Regions from separate parts of the Homo sapiens genome. Here region 1 is linked to region 2. Evidence: chromatin loops called from intact Hi-C (ENCODE). Cell type or tissue: MCF 10A. All regions are shown on one strand. Links, peaks and the distances in the headings refer to the core of each region. The heading gives the core; the rest is flanking DNA.

Evidence for each region. A loop is a pair of places that touch in the nucleus more often than their neighbours do. Peaks named below come from ENCODE experiments on the same cell type or tissue, not always from the same donor. Only the 100,000 strongest peaks of a DNase experiment are listed, where the experiment ranks them.
Region 1: a loop joins it to region 2, with 5 times the contacts of the local background. A loop is called at or near these places in 2 of 110 quality-filtered maps.

Annotation. Positions count from the first base shown.
Region 1 is chr11:27,119,896-27,129,020 of GRCh38, reverse strand. It overlaps BBOX1 (gamma-butyrobetaine hydroxylase 1), which reads right to left. Exons shown (of 9, transcript NM_003986.3): 8 at 3,201-3,367; 9 at 1,212-1,728. The coding sequence ends at 1,568. All of the region lies in intron 3 of BBOX1-AS1 (BBOX1 antisense RNA 1), which reads left to right. Among named protein-coding and RNA genes, the nearest start is that of BBOX1, 84 kb to the right of the region's middle. In MCF 10A, for the core only: a CTCF peak has its summit at 3,965 (motif pointing right); no DNase peak of the experiment used is centred there.
Region 2 is chr11:27,035,872-27,044,996 of GRCh38, reverse strand. BBOX1 (gamma-butyrobetaine hydroxylase 1) reads right to left here and starts at 4,182. Exons shown (of 9, transcript NM_003986.3): 1 at 3,969-4,182; 2 at 3,519-3,781. In MCF 10A, for the core only: a CTCF peak has its summit at 4,930 (motif pointing left); DNase peaks (open chromatin) are centred at 3,696, 4,066 and 4,506.

The sequences.
Region 1 (9,125 bases), core at 782-8,781, 84 kb before region 2:
GCCCAAATCAAGACCAGATGATAGAAAAGGACAATGAGGACCCCAGAAAGGGGTAGTGTTATAAGGGAAGGAGGAGTCTTGGCTGGAGATGTGGACTTCATACCAGAATTCAAAGTGTCCGAGTGGTGTGCCCACACAGGCTAAAGGTAGTCTTCATCTAGACTCCCTGTGCCATGGGCGCACTTTGTGGAAATTGAAATGGATGTGCAGCAAAAGTCAAAACAACAATGGAAGTAATGTTTTCTACTTGGTCTGGAGGCAACAAGTAGAGAGCTCTGCAGTGGTGGCAATAATTAAGACTTTTCGAACAGGAAGCTTGATTAGGTCCAAAAATCTATGAACTACCAGGATTTCAGCAAATGGTAATGCTAAGTCTTCTTGGCAGGGATAGAGAGAGACTGGATTCAATAAGAATAGGAATTCCATTGCTGGCAGTGACACCTGTGTTCCATCACTAGGGCAAGGCAGTGACTATGGAGGAAGCTGGGACCAGCAGGGAAAGCTGTCCAGAGATTTGCAGACATCGTGTTATTCATAAGTAGTACCTGTCTCTTGGTTTTACCTTGTCCAGTTGTTAGTCAAAAACAAGAAATGAGGAGATCTGATTCGTAGACACATGGAAGCAATGCTGACAGCGGTTGGGAGTATTTATTTGGGACAAGATAAAATTAGACGAGGCTGAGTGCAGTGGCTCACTCCTGTAAGCCCAGCACTTTGGGAGGTTGAGGCCGGTGGATCACCTGAGGTCAAGAGTTTGAGATCAGCCAGGCCAACATGGTGAAATCCTGTCTCTACTAAAAACACAAAAAATTCGCTGGGTGCGGTGGCAGGCACCTGTAATCCCAGCTACCCAGGAGGCTTAGGCAGGAGAGTTGCTTCAACCCCGGAGGTGGAGGTTGCAGTGATCTGAGATAGCGCCATTGCACTCCAGCCTTGGCAACAAGAGTGAAACTCTGTCTAAAAAAAAAAAAAAAAAAAAAAAAAGTGAGACTAGATTTTCTCTTTATTAATCATGCTTTGTTTAGATGTCATAATTTAGGTAGTAAAAGAAAATGTTGGAATCACTAAATTGGCAAGGTCTGGAAATTTGGATAAAAGAATTCTATAATAAAAGTGCATAAAACAGATCTTTGGAAATATAAAACCTTTTCCAAGCATGCTAAAGATGGTCGTGTGCAGTCTTGGAAAATGAGATCCTATAGGCAACAGGGTAGAAGCATGTTTTGAGACAAGTTTTATTTGAAACAAAAGGCTTATTTGAAGAAATTTTCATTTGCTACAAAAACTATTTGTAGACATTCTGGAGATACTCATATATGGGCAAAAGAAATTAGAGCAGGCATGCAACAGAGCAGAAAGGATGCTTTATTTGCAAAAGAGTGGTGAAACATCTAAAAAGTTGACATTGTATATGATTACAAAGTAAAGAGTACTCTTGTGAGAGAAGTTACATGTTCATTGTTAAGGAAATTATATGTAAATCACAAAGATCATGGTCTGTGAATAATGTGCCATATCTCACAAAATATGGTCATTGGAATCTTATTAAAATTATCTACAGGTGACTTCAGTTTCCATTCTCCACCCTCTGCCTTAAGATACGAAGCCTTGACATGACCACATCCCAGTCAGCATAAGCTCCTTCTAGATGGCGGGATATCTCAGTTCCTGCTTCATAGCTACGTCGGCCATGAAGTAAGCGCCAGTTATCAAAAGTAATCACATCACCTAAAGAAAAGATTTTTTCCAATATGAATAATTGTGTGTTTAAATGACTTACAGAGCTAGAAAATGTAACATGCAAAACACAGCTGCTGCTTGGTTCACATCAAGAATCATCGCTTATTTCTTTACATGAAACTGCACATTTACTTTTCCACACAAATCAGGCCACTGGATGCAAACTGCTTTAGACCTTATGACAATTAAACTACCTAGCCTGGTAGTCTCCTGAAGGTATTTTAATCATTCTTATTTAAAATATTATCTCTGTGTAAAACATCTGTATCGTTTTGACTGATCGATACCTCATTAGAAATGTTTCTTCTGCCGGGCGCGGTGGCTCACGCCTGTAATCCCGGCACTTTGGGAGGCCGAGGTGGGCGGATCACGAGGTCAGCAGATCTAGACCATCCTGGCTAACATGGTGAAACCCTGTCTCTACTAAAAATAGAAAAAATTAGCCAGGCGTGGTGGCAGTGCCTGTAGTCCCAGATACTCAGGAGGCTGAGGCAGGAGAATGGCGTGAACCCGGGAGGCGGAGCTTGCAGTGAGCCGAGATCACGCCACTGTACTCCAGCCTGGGCGACAGAGCAAGACTCCGTCTCAAAAAAAAAAAAAAAAGAAAAAAAAGAAATGTTTCTTCTCAGTTTAACAGCTTCAGAAAATAAAAAGGATAGTGAAATTCTTAGTTTGTCTTCTGTGTGCCTAGTATTTTATGCCACATTATTTCTAAGCCTCATAAGAATCCTGAAAAGAAAGTATTCTCTCATCTTTTCACACATGAAGAAACCGAAGCTTTAAAAAATTGAGGAATTTACCCAAAACTACACTGCCATTAAATAGTCGAAGCTTGGATTCTAACTTGTATTTTTTGTATTTTTTCCCCCTATAATGTTTTCATTTTACATGTTGCCATTTTTAAAATTAACCTGCTGTGACTGCATGGCAGTGGATTTATGGAGATTCCTATTAACTTATTATACCAAAGATCAATTAAAAATATATACAAAGGAAAAGAATCTTCCATCTGGCCAAACCGACAGCAGAGAGAAATTACACCTTTTATTGTAGATGCCAAAAGCCTCAGGTTTGATGGCACTTTACTGAGTAGAGATGGTCCAGAAAAAATATAATGCTTTCTGCTTTTTTTATCTCAAGTAACTGGAATACTTTAGGTACTACTTTATTTCAGGTAGTACTGTCTCCACTAGTAAAGCCTAATGAGTAAGCATCACTTGTGTGTGTTAGAGTAAGAATCATGAGGATATTTCTATTTGTTTATCAGGATAAAATAATTAAGCATAAACCTCAATGAGGGCCACGAGTCCACTACATAAGCAAGTCAGTTGCTCACCAAGATTCTGTTGTTGGTGTTCTACATGCCATACCTGAGAAAAACTGCTCTGGATATAATTCTAGGTGGTTAAGGTTGAAGAAAATCCATGCTTTTGGTTATTTGAGAAAATGTATTCACTGACCTGGATTCATCTTGAAGGTAAACTTGGATTCTTTGCTGTTCATGAGGTCAACAAACTCCTTCAGAGCAGCATAAAAAGGCTGAACTCTTTCAACAGGCACATCAAATATTGTGTCCCTAGTTGCGTTATTGAAGTTGATGCGAACCACTTGGCCTTTATCATCTAACCTGTTTTATTAAGAGAAAAAATTAATATATAATTCATGAAATATCTATTTACATTGATAAGAGTCAATTCCTCTTCAAATATATTTTTGAAACACCATATTAAAAAATCCAAATACATGTACAGAAGATATTAAGGCTACCTGTGGTGCAATGTATTCTCTTTTTTTTCATTCATTCATTTAGATTTTTTTTCTAAATCTTACTACCTCAGTACCAGGAGAACTCAACTTAAATTAAAATAAGTATTACTGAGAGATTCAAGTTAAAAATTTTGTTATGCTTAGTTAAAGTCATTCATTCTTTGTTATTTGAAACAGGTATTAAAATCCTTTCATGTTACAAATTTATAGGTCAATTGTTCTATGTGTTTCATTTATTAAGGTTCTAAGTATGATGGTTTTATTTGAGGGTATGATGGGAAGAAAATTCTATTTTTTAAATAGTTTGAAATGCATGATTCTAATTCAATCCTTAGTTTACAGGTGGGAAAACCAAAGCATGAGAAAAGAAGGGACTAGCCTGAGGTATATTCTTTCTATCTATTTACTCATCCTACCTATCTTAGTATTGAGTCTTCCAGAAGATGGTGCTGTATCTCATTTAATGTTGTATTCCTAGCACTCAACATAGAGCCTGGACATAACAGACAGTTAATAAATGTTTGTTGCACATATCACTCTCTATATTTTTTAGTACCTTGGGAGGGCACTAAGGTTTTTATTTTTAGTAATTTGAGAGCTCTTAATGTTGTGATCTCTATTCTCTTTCTCAAAATATGGATTATGACCATGCCAATGTAAGATAATACAGCATTTAATATAAAGAAAGAAGGCCGGGCACGGTGGCTCACACCTGTAATCCCTGCCTCCCTTGGGAGGCCAAGGTGGGCGAGGCAGTTGAGGTCAGGAGCTCGAGGACAGCCTGGCCAACATGGCAAAACCCTGTCTCTATTAAAAGTACAGAAAAAATAAAAAGCTGGGCATGGTGGCCCATGCTTGTAATCCCAGCTACTTGGGTGTGGTGGCAGGCACCTGCTTGAACCTAGGTGGCAGAGGTTGCAGTGAGCGGAGATCGCACCACGACACTCCAGCATGGAAAACAGAATATGACTCTGTCTCAAAAAAATAAATTAATAAATAAATAAGGAAAGCACATTATTTCTTAGATTTGAGCTTTGGTGGTTATAATTAGCAAGACATGAACATCACCCAGATACAGAGGCAAAAAGAGGAAACTCTTTTGTAGCTTATTGGGAAGGTGGACCTTCAGACGATCTTAAAGTGTCAGTCAACTTTATCTTTTCTTTAGGTAGAAACAGGATGAATGCATGCAAACTGAAGGTGACCAAGGATGGTGGCAAAGTACCTAGGATTACTCCTGGGAGCAGCATCCTAGAAGGACAAGTGCAGGAAGTGCTAATGAGAGCCAACAACTGACCAGGGCCAAGGCTTGGTCGGTCAGACCAAACACACATACACCTGGGTTTGGTGACCCTGGTTTGGGGTCTGGGTTACATTTAGTGAATATTATCAACAAATGGGGAAAGATGCCATTGACAGTGAAGTACAAATTGTGATGATCAGGGCCCCTTGTGCATGGTGGCTCTGAGCCAAACGGCAATTGTAATGGTAAACTCAACAGTTGGTGATTAGCACCAATTCTTTGCTTATTGGGTAAGGCCTTAAAACTACCTATTGAACCCACACTGGGAAAGAAGTAAAAGGAAGGAACAGGCTTTCAAAAAGGCTCTTAGACTCTTAAAACATAGATTTGCATGTATTAATAACAATACAAATGTGACTCACTAGGTAATGGAGTACCCTACCTGCTTCCACATGCTTTCACATAAATCAAGAATTCTGAGCCTTTTGGATACAGCTTTATGTACAAAGAATCAGATGGAAGGGAAGTCAGTAGAAAAGACTGTGTACCTCTAGGATTTAGTGGTACAGAGACTACACGACCTTTCAATTACCCCCTTAGAGTTCATGCTGCTGGTTTCAGACCTCTGTCACAGTGTCTGAGGCCATTTGCCTTTTGATATTAACTGCAAGATTCTAGCCCTACTGCTTCTGACCCACTTTCCTCTTTTTTTTTCTTGTTATGTGTTCTGTACATATAACATTATCCTCTGTGTCATCCGCCAAGGGATGTCATGACTTTGGAACTTCTGGGGGGGTCGTCTGTTTCAGTCACCCTCAAGATCTGCTTTACTTTTCTTCCACTATTACCATAGCTCCTTGATTTGAATGGTTATGCTAATTATGAGCTAACTATTCTAGAGTCCTTGGGTATATCCTCATGTATCAGTGAAATGAACTTTGTGATTAATAAATGTAATGAAAATCAGAATTGGATGCCTCATGGTATACTAGATTAGGCTTTCATTTTTAAGAGTTCACCTATATAGAAAAGTAATCAACTTTTTGTGTGTGTTATAGTGTAACACAGTCCCTGCTTTCTTTTACCTACTGTTTATCTGAGAAAACAAGACACAAATGTATTATTTAGCATTCTCAGCAATAATAGGGGAATGGAAAGCAAATTTTGTTGTAAGATATAGAGGGGACATTATTCTGAGGATTGAAGAATGTTAGAGGAGATGGGTAGCTGGTACCTTGAAGACCAACCTAAAATGAAAAATTGAAGGTTAGCAAGAAATTTGATGCCTTATAACAGAACAGCAGGGTCTAATGTAAGTTTGCATGCTGAGGAAAGGTAAAAAGCCACAAAAGATGGGAGTAACTGGCTATACATTCGCTATACATAAAGGACAAATTAATTAAACTTAAACCAACAACATAGTGGCAGTGAACCAGCAAAAGCAAAACATTATCAATGATGCCAACAACAACAAAAAAAAAACCAAAGAAAGGACTTTTAAAATGATCTTCCACAGTTTGTGTTGTGAATACTCCTCATTAGTGACAGCATTATGTCTCATTGATAGATACAATGTTTTATGGAACTTGTTGTATTTGTTGTGGGAATACTACTACAGTGTTGTCTACCATGTCATAATTTATGAGGATCTGCAGGAAAAATTTATTTCGGACTTCGAAAGCATCTTGTCTTATAACTGATTATAGTCTCTGTTTGCTTTGGTTTCTAGAAATTCAGACCTGAAATAGAAATCTCCCCCCAGTAAGTGTGTTGGACTTCATGCATATTATAACTAGCTAAAATGTATTCTGCATTTTCTAAACTAGGCACAATAGTAGGGGCTTCCATATATTAACTCTGCAATTCCTACTTCAATCATGTGTGGCAGTATTTTTTGTTTTCGTTTTTTTAACTGGAAAATATACTGTGGATCAGCAAGGGTAAATAATCACATGAGAGATTACACAGCTGGCAAGTAAAAGACTTGAATTTACGTGATTGAATGTGTAGTTGATAGGATAGCTGAGTCTCACCGTCATTAATTTTGCTTGTTTCTTTATTGATTTATTTTTCTTTGTACTGAATTATAAGTAATTCAGTCAGCAGCATAAAAGACATTTTTGTACTAGGACATAAAAATTTAAGGATTTAACCACAAAGAAAATTAAATTAACCCAAACACTTAGGAGATGGAGGCCCTCTGTTAACTGAGAACGCTCTGTTTCATTTCCTGTTGTTGAAAATATACTTTTAAGTGAATTAATGTTAACCACTTGATATTTATTCTCTAGGGGCTATTCCTGAGACCTCACACATGGCCAAATTTTGAAATTTTACTACAGAAAATATCAAAGCCAAGTCATGAGCCACATGGTGGACATTCAGTTAATCTTATCTATAGCTATGTTTCTTGCCTCTGTTCACTAGCCTTGCAGAATCTGTAATCGTATTGTGTCTTAACAAAATTTTGATTTGTCATGAATTTTTAAGTTAATATTTGACTAGTTAAAACTGTCACATTATAACTAAGGGTCTCAAGTTATTTCCTTTTCACCTTGATGAGTGAATTCTTAGAAAACGTCTCAGGTTTATTCTGGACTAGAATTTCATTCTTGACGTCTATCTTTTTCTCAGACACTTCCTCCAATCTTTCACGAAAACAATCTGTTTATACATGCAAAATGTAACCAAAAACTGATCCTTCTCCACACCACCACTGCTGTCACTCTAGCCACTCATGTTCAAGGCACCACCATTGCTAGCCTGGAGTCATGCAGTAGCTTCCTAGCTGGTCTTCCCGCTACTATCCTTGCTCTTTCTAGCAGTCAGGGTGACCCATTTAAAATATAACTAAATTTACATAAATATCAAAGTCTTTCCTTTGATCAGGATCTTGCAGCAACTTCTTACTTCACTCAGAGTAAATGTTACTGTTATAATTTGCTAACAAGACTCTACAGGAACTTGTCCCTACCTGACTTCCTCCCCTAATACTTGCATCCTTCACTCTGTTCCAGTCACACTGGTCTCCTTGATGTTCCTTGAACACTCCAGACATGTCCTTAGGACCCTTTTAGAACTTTTGGTCTAGCAGTTTCGGGAAACTGCTTCTCTTCTGAAAACTCCATCACTCGTTTAAGTGTTTGCTCAAATCTCAGTAAAGCTTTCCCTCACCACGCTCTTTAATAATGCAATTTCCGTCCTTGCTAAGCCCTACAGATTCCCCTTATCTTGCTATGCTCTTCCTTTTTTTCTTAAGCATTTAATAATTTTTAACTTTTATTATAATTTACTCATCTGTTTAAAAATCTTTAAAATTTCCCTTCCCCCATTAGAGTATAAGCTATATGAGGGGAGAGATCTTTGTTTTGTCCACTGATGTATTCCAAGTACCAAGAAAAGTGGCTGGCCTCAATAAATATTTGTTGAATGAATAAATGAATGTACTGGGGATTTAATTATTTTCTAAATGAGTTTATTTTCATACCATTTGGCTGTTTCTCTTAATAGAAAAATTTAAACTCAATTCTAAAATTCTAAAATTATACCCCCCTACCAAAATTAATCGAGGTATAATTAAATAAACTGTTGTAGAAACAAAATGTAAGTTAATTTGCAAATAAAAAGATGAATTTGTGGCCTTTGTAGGTACTTGGAAAAATTATAATAAAATAATATTAAATAAAAAGAAAGGGAGAATACAAAATGTTCTGTGTAGGTAATATATGATCTTTGTTGGCTTAGTATCTCTTTGGGGAGCCTCCCTGTTTCATTCTCAGTCCGTGTGATTCAGATGAGGCTGACCCTGCTCCAGAGTTGAACATGTGATCCAGGCATGGACAATCAGAATTCTCTAACCCACTGGCCATGATGATTGATTCAGGGATAGACTTGGACAGAAATTAGGGATTGAGTCATCTAGCTTTATTGGGAAGTAAAAGCATTGTTTGTGGTGTGATTACTAGCTGTAAGGAAAATGAAATCTTGGAGCTTCTGCTGATCATCTTTGAAAAATAAAGCTAACATAGAAGATGGCAAAGCTAAGAAGAAAAAAGAGACCAATATCACATGACATTGTTTAACTCTTGGGATCAACCTATTTTGAGTTATATTCTTTCACTTCTGGCCAAAAGCCTTCTAACTAGTATAATCACATTGATTATAGCTATGTAGAACTTATATTCTAAAAATGAAGTATACGTGAAATCTTAGTTACTTTTCCTCTAATACTGATTAGGGATAAATTTTATGTAATTTAATAAAAACTTTTATGGTGAAAATACTATCACTCTAAAATTGGGTGAAATGTTAATAAAAATAAAGCTCTGAAGTTCGTTGAAGTTTTGTGCTGTTTAAACTTTAGATTAGTGGATCT
Region 2 (9,125 bases), core at 407-8,406:
ATGCTATCCCCATCAAGCTATAATTGACTTTCTTCACAGAATTGGAAAAAACTACTTTAAAGTTCATGTGGAACCAAAAAAGAGCCCACATAGCCAAGACAATCCTAAGCAAAAAGACAAAGCTGGAGGCATCATGCTACCTGACTTCAGACTATACTACAAGGCCACAGTAACCAAAACAGCATGGTACTGGTGCAAAAACAGATAGACCAATGGAACAAAACAGAGGCCTCAGAAATAATGCCATACATCTATAACCATCTGATCTTTGACAAACCTGACAAAAACAAGCAATGGGGAAAGGATTTCCTATTTAATAAATGGTGTTGGGAAAACTGGCTAGCCATATGTAGAAAGCTGAAACTGGATCCATTCCTTACACCTTATCCAAAAATTAACTAAAGATGGATTAAAGACTTAAACGCAAGACCTAAAACCATAAAAACCCTAGAAGAAAACCTAGGCAATATCATTCAGGACATAAGCATGGGCAAAGACTTCATGACTAAAACACCAAAAGCAAGGGCAACAAAAGCCCAAATTGACAAACTGGATCTAATTAAACTAAAGAGCTTCTGCACAGCAGAACTATCATCAGAGTGAATAGACAACCTACCGAATGGGAGAAAATTTTTGCAATCTATCCATCTGACAAAGGTCTAATATCCAGAATCTACAAAGAACTTCAACAAATTTACAAGAAAAAAAAACCCATCAAAAATGGGCAAAAGATATGAACAGACACTTCTCAAAAGAAGACATTTATGCAGCCAACAAACATATGAAGAAAAGCTCATCGTCACTAGTCATTAGACAAATGCAAATCAAAACCACAATGAGATACCATCTCATGTCAGTTAGAATGGTGATCATTAAAAAGTCAGGAAACAACAGATGCTAGAGAGGATGTGGAGAAATAGGAACACTTTTACACTGTTGGTGGGAATATAAAGTAGTTCAAACATTGTGGAAGACAGTGTGGCAATTCCTCAAGGATCTAGAACCAGGAATACCATTTGACCCAGCAATCCCATTACTGCGTATACACCCAAAGGATTATAAATCATTCTACTATAAAGACACGTGCACATGTATGTTTATTACAGCACTGTTCACAATGGCAAAGACTTGGAACCAACTCAAATGCTCATCAATGATAGACTGGATAAAGAAAATGTGGCATATATACACCATGGAATACTATGCAGCCATAAAAAAGGATGAGTTCATGTCCTCCGCAGGGACATGGAGGAAGCTGGAAGCCATCATTCTCAGCAAACTATCACAAGAACAGAAGACCAAATACTGCATGTTCTCACTCATAAGTGGGACTTGAACAATGAGAACACATGGACACAGGGAGGGGAACATCACATACCAGGGCCTGTGGCGGGGTAGGGGGCTAGGGGAGGGATACCATTAGGAGAAATGCTAGGGCAATTAGTCAAGAGAAAGAAATAAAGGGTATTCAATGTAGATGACGCGTTGATAGGTGCAGCAAACCACCATGGCATGTGTATACCTGCACATTCTGCACGTGTACCCCAAACCTGCACATTCTGCACATGTACCCCAAACGTGCACATTCTGCACATGTACCCCAGCACTTAAAAGTATAACTTAAAAAAAATTAGGACAGGGTGTGGTGGCTCATGCCTGTAATCCCAGCACTTTGGGAGGCTGAGGTGGGTGGATCACGAGGTCAGGAAATCGAGACCACCTTGGCTAACACGGTGAAACCCCGTCTCTACTAAAAATACAAAAAGTTAGCCGGGCGTGGTGGCGGGCGCCTGTAGTCCCAGCTACTCAGGAGGCTGAGGCAGGAGAATGGCGTGAACCCGGGAGGCGGAGCTTGCAGTGAGCCGAGATCGCGCCACTGCACTCCAGCCTGGGCGACAGAGTGAGACTCCGTCTCAAAAAAAAAATAAATAAATAAAAATAAAAAATTAGTAGCTAAATCTCAAGATTGTTGTGTGTTAATTAACCTCACCATCTGGCATTTCAGCTTTGGAGAGAAAGGGCAAGAAGTTTTCTAGACATTACACCATGAAGGCTTAACTACATTGTTATTATTTTATATTTTAACCTTTAAATAACAAAATCAATTAATTTTTACTTGGTAAGGTGGAGGTTGACCAGACAATATTTGTAGTGCCTGCAGTTTGACATCATTTGAGTACATACATACTCTACTCAAGACACCTGCTACCTAAGGTTCTTCAACTTGAAATCTTTTTAAAATTATAAAATGGTTATTATTATTATTTTTAAACTTGGTTTAATAAGTGGCTGAGATACTTAACAATTTGTGAATATATTCTCATGTGAATAATGAATTCTATAAAGCAATTAGAAGCCAGGTACAGTGGCCTGTAATCCCAGCACTTTGGGAGGCCGGAGCAGAAGGATTGTTTGAGGCCAGGAATTTGAGACCAGCCTGGACAATATAGTGAGACCCCCATATCTACAAAAGAAAATTAGGCAGGCATGGTGGTGCATACACATACTCTGAGTTACTTGGGAGGTTAAGACAGGAGAATCGCTTGAACCCAAGAGTTTGAGATTACAGTGGGCTGTGATTGCATCACTGCATTCCAGCCTGGATGACAGAGCAAGACCCCATCTCAGCAACAATAACAACAAAAATAATGCCATTAGAAAAACCAGTGCATTCTCTAAAATAGGTTCACAATTCTGCCTGTCTTGCTTAAGGCATTAAATTTCATGCAAACACTTCATTTGTAAATTATACAAAGGAAAACTTTAGCTTCACTTTAGTGGAATCACCATTTTCAGATTGGAAATCAAATTATCAAGGCTTTGTTTTCTGATGTAATGCAAAGTACTGGGTTTAGATTTTAGGAAAATTTCTAAATTATTTAAACCAGAACATATATTCATTATGAGAAACCTTACGTTTTTAATCAAATCCATACCTGTAATATACCTTCTTGAGCTTCGTTAAGGGAACAAAACAATTGAAGATGTGCATAGTGGCTTTAATTGGCCAGCATTTTAAAGAGGCATGTTATAGTCAGCTTTTTGAGCTTAACAAAGAGCTAGGGTATCATATGCAGTCACCATTCTTTGGGATGGGTTGTGGATTATTCAGGGAACATTTTGAAAATCCAACCAGAATCCTCCTTGCCCCATCCCCAGTCTCTTTTTAGACAGCGTTCTCTCTGTCTCTTCTGTTTACTTTCTGGATCAGCTTAGGGATTATAAAGTAATTTGACTATCAGACTAAGCCAAACATAATTGGGAAAGAGAAGCTGCCAAGAAGCAATCAGATCCACTGCATTCCAAAACCAAGCCTATTCTAAATGCTTGATGGACCATCCCCAGCACAGCCCACATGACTGTGAGCTACATGTGAATGGAGTTCTAATTGGATGCTCCCCACCACCTCAGTCCACAGACTTGAATTCACAAACCCTTGCAATAAGGAGAAAAGGAAGATGAGCTCAATCATACCTGTTCTCAGATATGCTTTACACAGCAAACCACCCAAAACTTACCAAGTAAAGAAACTGTCAGCTTTGGTCCTTAGATCCTTTGGAGAGGGAGCATTCTGGTGCCCGTCACATCCCAGGAATGATCTGTCCCCAGTTTCCAATCTGATGTGGTACTTTTTCTTGGAAGCCTTTTTGCTCCTGGCAGTTTCACTGTGGCCCTGCCCCCAGACACAGCTGAGGTTTGTAAATGAGGAAGGATGTCTCAATCTGAAGGTGTAGCAACTACTGAAGGGAGCTTGGAGGTTTTTTGTCTTTGTTTTTTTGTGCTGTGTTTTTTTTAAAAAAAAAAAAAAAAAAGAAAGAAAAGAGGCTTTATGGCCTAGAGGGGAAGCAGTTAGCAAGAGAAAATACTTTGAGTACTGTTGGTTCCCAAAACCACAAAACCCCAGGACTCAATGCAAAGCATTGCCTCAGTTTGGAATCTTTCTTGATAGAAGGAAAAGCAGTTCTCACCTGTCTTACCTTCTATTTCTGTACCAGCAGTGGCAACAGCAGCAAGTGAACAAGCAGTTCACTTCTTTCCCACCTGTTCAGAGTGACAGCTCATTTATTGCACAACTCACTTAGGGCAGAGGCATTGAGATGGGCATTTAACAGGGAGGAGCTACCAGCGCTCACCCTAGCAGAGGTGAAGTGGTATCTACTTGTCAACAGAGTATTCCAATATGAGCCTCTTTAAAGGGAGCTTGAGTAGTTATCAGGGACTGGTAGAAAGACAGGGATTGGTCCCCTAAGCTTGATGCCCTCCTTTCTCTGCAATTTTGGCTGGAATAGGAAGTAGTTTCCAGAGAGCTTGGGGCTGTTTTTGAAGGTACTTGGTTGCCCAGTGATTTGATTCACAACACACAGCCCTTAGGGCAACAAAAGGGAAAGGCCAGAATAGGCAGCATGCCAGCATTCAGAGCCTGACTGCCAGGCATACTCTTGGAGAGTGCCCAGTGTGGGGGAGACCCTGTTGGACTGGTCTCAGGTCCTAGGTCCTAACAGAGTCTAGATTACATTAAAAGAAAGTCTACAGGTGGAAACTAAGGTCCAGGAGAGAGACGCTTGAGTCATCTGCCCTCCTCCCACCTAACACCCTCTTCCTAGGCAGATGTAGAAGCAGCCTGCAACTTGTTGCTTCTTGCCCGAAGGATTCGCAGGGCTGTGAGTGAGACTCAGTCAAAAAAGAACAAGAGGTAGCCACACAGAGAGAAAATGCAGCCCAACTGTCTGGTGGCCTCCTTTATGGGAAATCTCCCCTTCCAGAATGTCAGCATCCCCTCCCTAAACGATGTTTTTTCAGATCCTTTAACAATAAAATTTAAACTGTTTCCCTGCATCTGAAGAAAGGAACCTCTTTTCCACTTTCCTCCTTTCTTCCCCCAAGTCTCCAGGTCAAATTACTGACACCCACTGGCCAGTGAAAACAACAGCAGGTTTTGTTTTCCATGTATGAGAGGAGGGTGTGTATATGTGGGTGCCGTCATAAATGTGACCAGCATCTTAAACCCACGGTAACTGAAGTTATAAGTATGCCAAAAGCAATCAGATAATTATATTTTAATAATTCATGACATCACAGAAATATACACAATGAATTTTTCCTTTACACTTTGTACTTTAGTAACAATTACTGGAATAAATTAGGTAAATTCTGTTTCAGCTTTAAGAAAGTTGCTGACAAGAATGTGCCAGATATAAATAGTTTCTAATGGAATGATTAAATAGAACAAACAATAAATAAACCGACAAGTAAATCTGTTAATAAAGTTTAAAGACTTGCACATAAAGAATTGATTCTCAGAAACAGGTAAATAATCAAAACTCTGCTCTCCACTGTAAGAAGCTTCTTAAATGAACATGGGAGTGCAGCTATCTCTTTGACATACTTATTCTATATCCTCTGGATATATATCCAGAGGTAGGATTGCAGGATTATATGAGAGCTCTATTTTCAATTTTCTGAGGAACCACCATACTGTTTTCCATAACGGTTGTACCAATTTACATTTCCAGCAACAGTGTATGTATTATTCTATTCTCACACTGCTATAAAGACATACCTGACTGGGTAATTTATCAAGTTTACTGACTCATCGTTCTGCATGTCTGGGGAGGCCTCAGGAAACTTACAATCATGGAAGAAGGCAAGAGAGAAGCAAAGGCACATCTTACATGGTGGCAGGCAAGAGAGAGCAAATGAATGAAGGAAGAGCCCCTTATAAAAGCATCACATCTCGTGAGAACTCACTCACTATGACAAGAACAGTATGGGGGAAACCACTCCCATGATCCAATCACCCACCACCAGATCCTTCCCTTGACATGTGGGGATTATGGGGATTACAATTTGAGATGAGATTTGGGTGGGGACACAGAGCCAAACCATATTAGTATACAAAGATTCCTTTTTCTCTACATTCTCTTCAATACTCATCTGTTGTCTTTTTGATGAAAGCCATTCCAACAGTGTAAGGTAGTTTCTCATTGTAGTTTGCGTTTTAATTTACATTTCCATGATGATTAGTGATTTGACCATTTTTTTTTATATATCTGTTGGACATTTGTATGTCTTCTTTTGAGAAATGTCTATTCAGATACTTTGTCTATTTTTTAATCAGATTTTTTTTCTATTGAGTTGTTTGCTGTTGAGTGTTTCTTATATATTTTGGATACTCCTTGTCAGATGGATAGTTTACAAATATTTTTTCCCATTCCATAGATTATCTTTTTACCCTGTTGACTGTTGCTTTGGTTGTGCAAAAGCTTTTTGTTTTGATGCCACCTCATTTATTTGTACTTTTGTTGCCTGTGTTTGGGGTCATATACAAAAAACCACTGCCTAGACCAATGTCATTACAGCATTGTTCACAATAATCAATAAGGGGAATCAACCTGGGCTCATCGATCGATGAATGGATAAAGAAAATATATTATGTGTGTGTCTCTGTGTGTGTGTGTGTGTGTGTTTGTGTGTATGTAATGGAATTCTATTCAGCCCTGAAAAAGAAGGAAATCTTATCATTTGTGACAACATGGATGAGCTTGCAAGACACGTACTAAGTGAATTAAGGCAGGCACAGAAATATGAGCACTGCATGATTTCACTTAGAAGTGGCAACTAAAAAAGTCAAACTCATAGAAGCATAGAGTAGTATGGTGGTTGTCAGGGCATGAGAGTGAGGACAGGGGAGTGGCTAGATGATGGCCAAAAGGTACAAAAATTTAGTCATATAGGATTAATAAGTTCAGGAGACCTACTGTGCTACAGTTAGTAATAATATCTCATATACTTGAAAATGGCTAAGAGGCTAGATAGTAAATGTCCTCACAACATAGAATGATAAGTATATGAGGTGATGGATATGTTAATTAGCTTGATTTCATGATTTCACAGTATATACATACATTAAAACATCAAGTTGTACACCATAAATGTATATAATTTTTACCTGCCAACTATACCTTAATTTTTTTTACTTTAAGTTCAAGGTTACAGATGCAGCTTTGTTATATAGGTAAACTCATGTCATGGGGGTTTGTTGTACAGATTATTTTGTTACTCAGGTATTAGATCTAATACCCATTAGTTATTTTTCCTGATCCCCTCTCTCCTCCCATTCTCTACCTTGCAATAGGATGCAGTGCCTGTTGTTCTCTTCTGTGTATCCATGTGTTCTCATCTTTTAACCCTCATTTATAAGTGAGAACATGCAATATTCGGTTTTCTATCCTGTATCAGTTTGCTAAGGGTAATGGCCTCCAGCTCCAGCCATGTCCCTGCAAAGAATATGATCTCATCCTTTTTTATGGCTGCATAGTATCCCATGGTGTATATGTATCACATTTTCTTTATCCAGTCTACCATTGATGGGCATTTCGGTTGATTCCATGTCTTTTCTATGTGAATAGTGCTGCAATGAACATATGCTTGCATTTGTCTTTATGATAGAATTATTCCTTTGGGTATATACTCAGTAATGAGATTGCTGAGTTGAATGGCATTTCTGTTTTGAGGTCTTTAAGGAATCACCAAACTGTTTTGCACTATGGTTGAACTAATTTACACTCCCACCAACAGTACATAAGCATTCCTTTTTCTCCGTAACCTCACCAGCATCTGTTTTTTTTTTTTTTTTAACTTTTTAACAATAGCCATTCTGACTGGATGTGAAATGATATCTCATTGTGGTTTTGATTTGCATTTCTCTAATGATCAGTGATGTTGAGCTTTTTTTCATATGCTTTTTGGCTGCATGTATGTCTTCTTATGAAAAGTGTTCATGTCATTTGCCTACTTTTTAATGTAGTTTGCTTTTTCTTATAAATTTGCTTAAGTTTTCTTATGGAAGCTGGGTATTAGACCTTTGTCAGATGCATAGTTTGCAAATATTTTCTCTCATTTGTATAGGTTGTCTGTTTACTCTGTTAATAGTTTCTATTGCTGTCCAGAAGCTTTTTAGTTTAATTAGATCCCATTTGTAATTTTTGCTTTCGTTGTAATTGCTTTTGGCATCTTCAGCATGAAATCTTTGCCCATTCCTATGTTCAGAATGGTATTGCCTAGGTTGTCTTCCAGGGTTTTTATAGTCTTGAGTTTTAAATTTTTGTCTTTAATCTTGAGTTAATTTTTGTATAAGGTGTAAAGAAGGCATCCATTTTCAATCTTGTGCTTATGACTAGCTAGTTATCCCAGCACTATTTATTGAATAGGGAGACCTTTTCCTATTGTTTCCAATCTTCTGCTTATGGCTAGCTAGTTATCCCAGCACCATTTATTGAATAGGGAATCCTTTTCCTATTGCTTATTTTTGTCAGCTTTGTTGAAGATCAGCTAGTTGTAGGTGTACCACTTTATTTCTGGGCTTTTATTCTGTTCCACTGGTCTATTTGTCTGTTTTTGTACTGGTACCATGCTGTTTTGGTTACTGCTGCCCTATAGTATAGTTTAAAGTTGTGTAGCATGATGCCTCCAGCTTTGGAGAAGAGGGAGTTCCTTCTCCTCAATTCTTCTTGCTTAGGATATTCGTGGCTGTTAGGGCTGTTTTTTGGTTCATATGAATTTTAAAGTATTTTCTATAGTTCTGTGAAGAATGCCATTAATAGTTTGATAGGCACAGCACTGAATCTATTAATTGCTTTGGACATTATGGCTATCTTAATGACATTTATTGTTTTTCTTCATGAGCATGGAATGTTTTTTCATTTGTTTCATCTCTGATTTCTTTGAGCAGTGTTTTGTAGTTCTCCTTGCAGATATCTTTTAGCTGTATTCATAGGTATTTTTTTCTTTTTGTGGCAATTGTGAATAGAATCGAGTTTCTGATTTGGCTCTCAGCTTGACTGTTGTTGATGTATAGGAGTGCTAGTGATTTTGGTATACTGATTATTTTTATCCTGAGATTTTGCTGAAGTTATTTATCAGCTTAAAGAGCTTTTGGGCTGAGACTATGAAGTTTTCTAGATATAAGATTATGTTGTCTGCAAAAAGGATAGTTTGACTTCTTCTCTTTCTGTATAGATACCTTTATTTCTTTCTGTTGCCTGATTGCCCTGGCCAGGATTTCCAGTACTATGAATAGGAGTGGTGAGAGAGGGCACACACGTCTTATGCCAGATTTCAAGGGA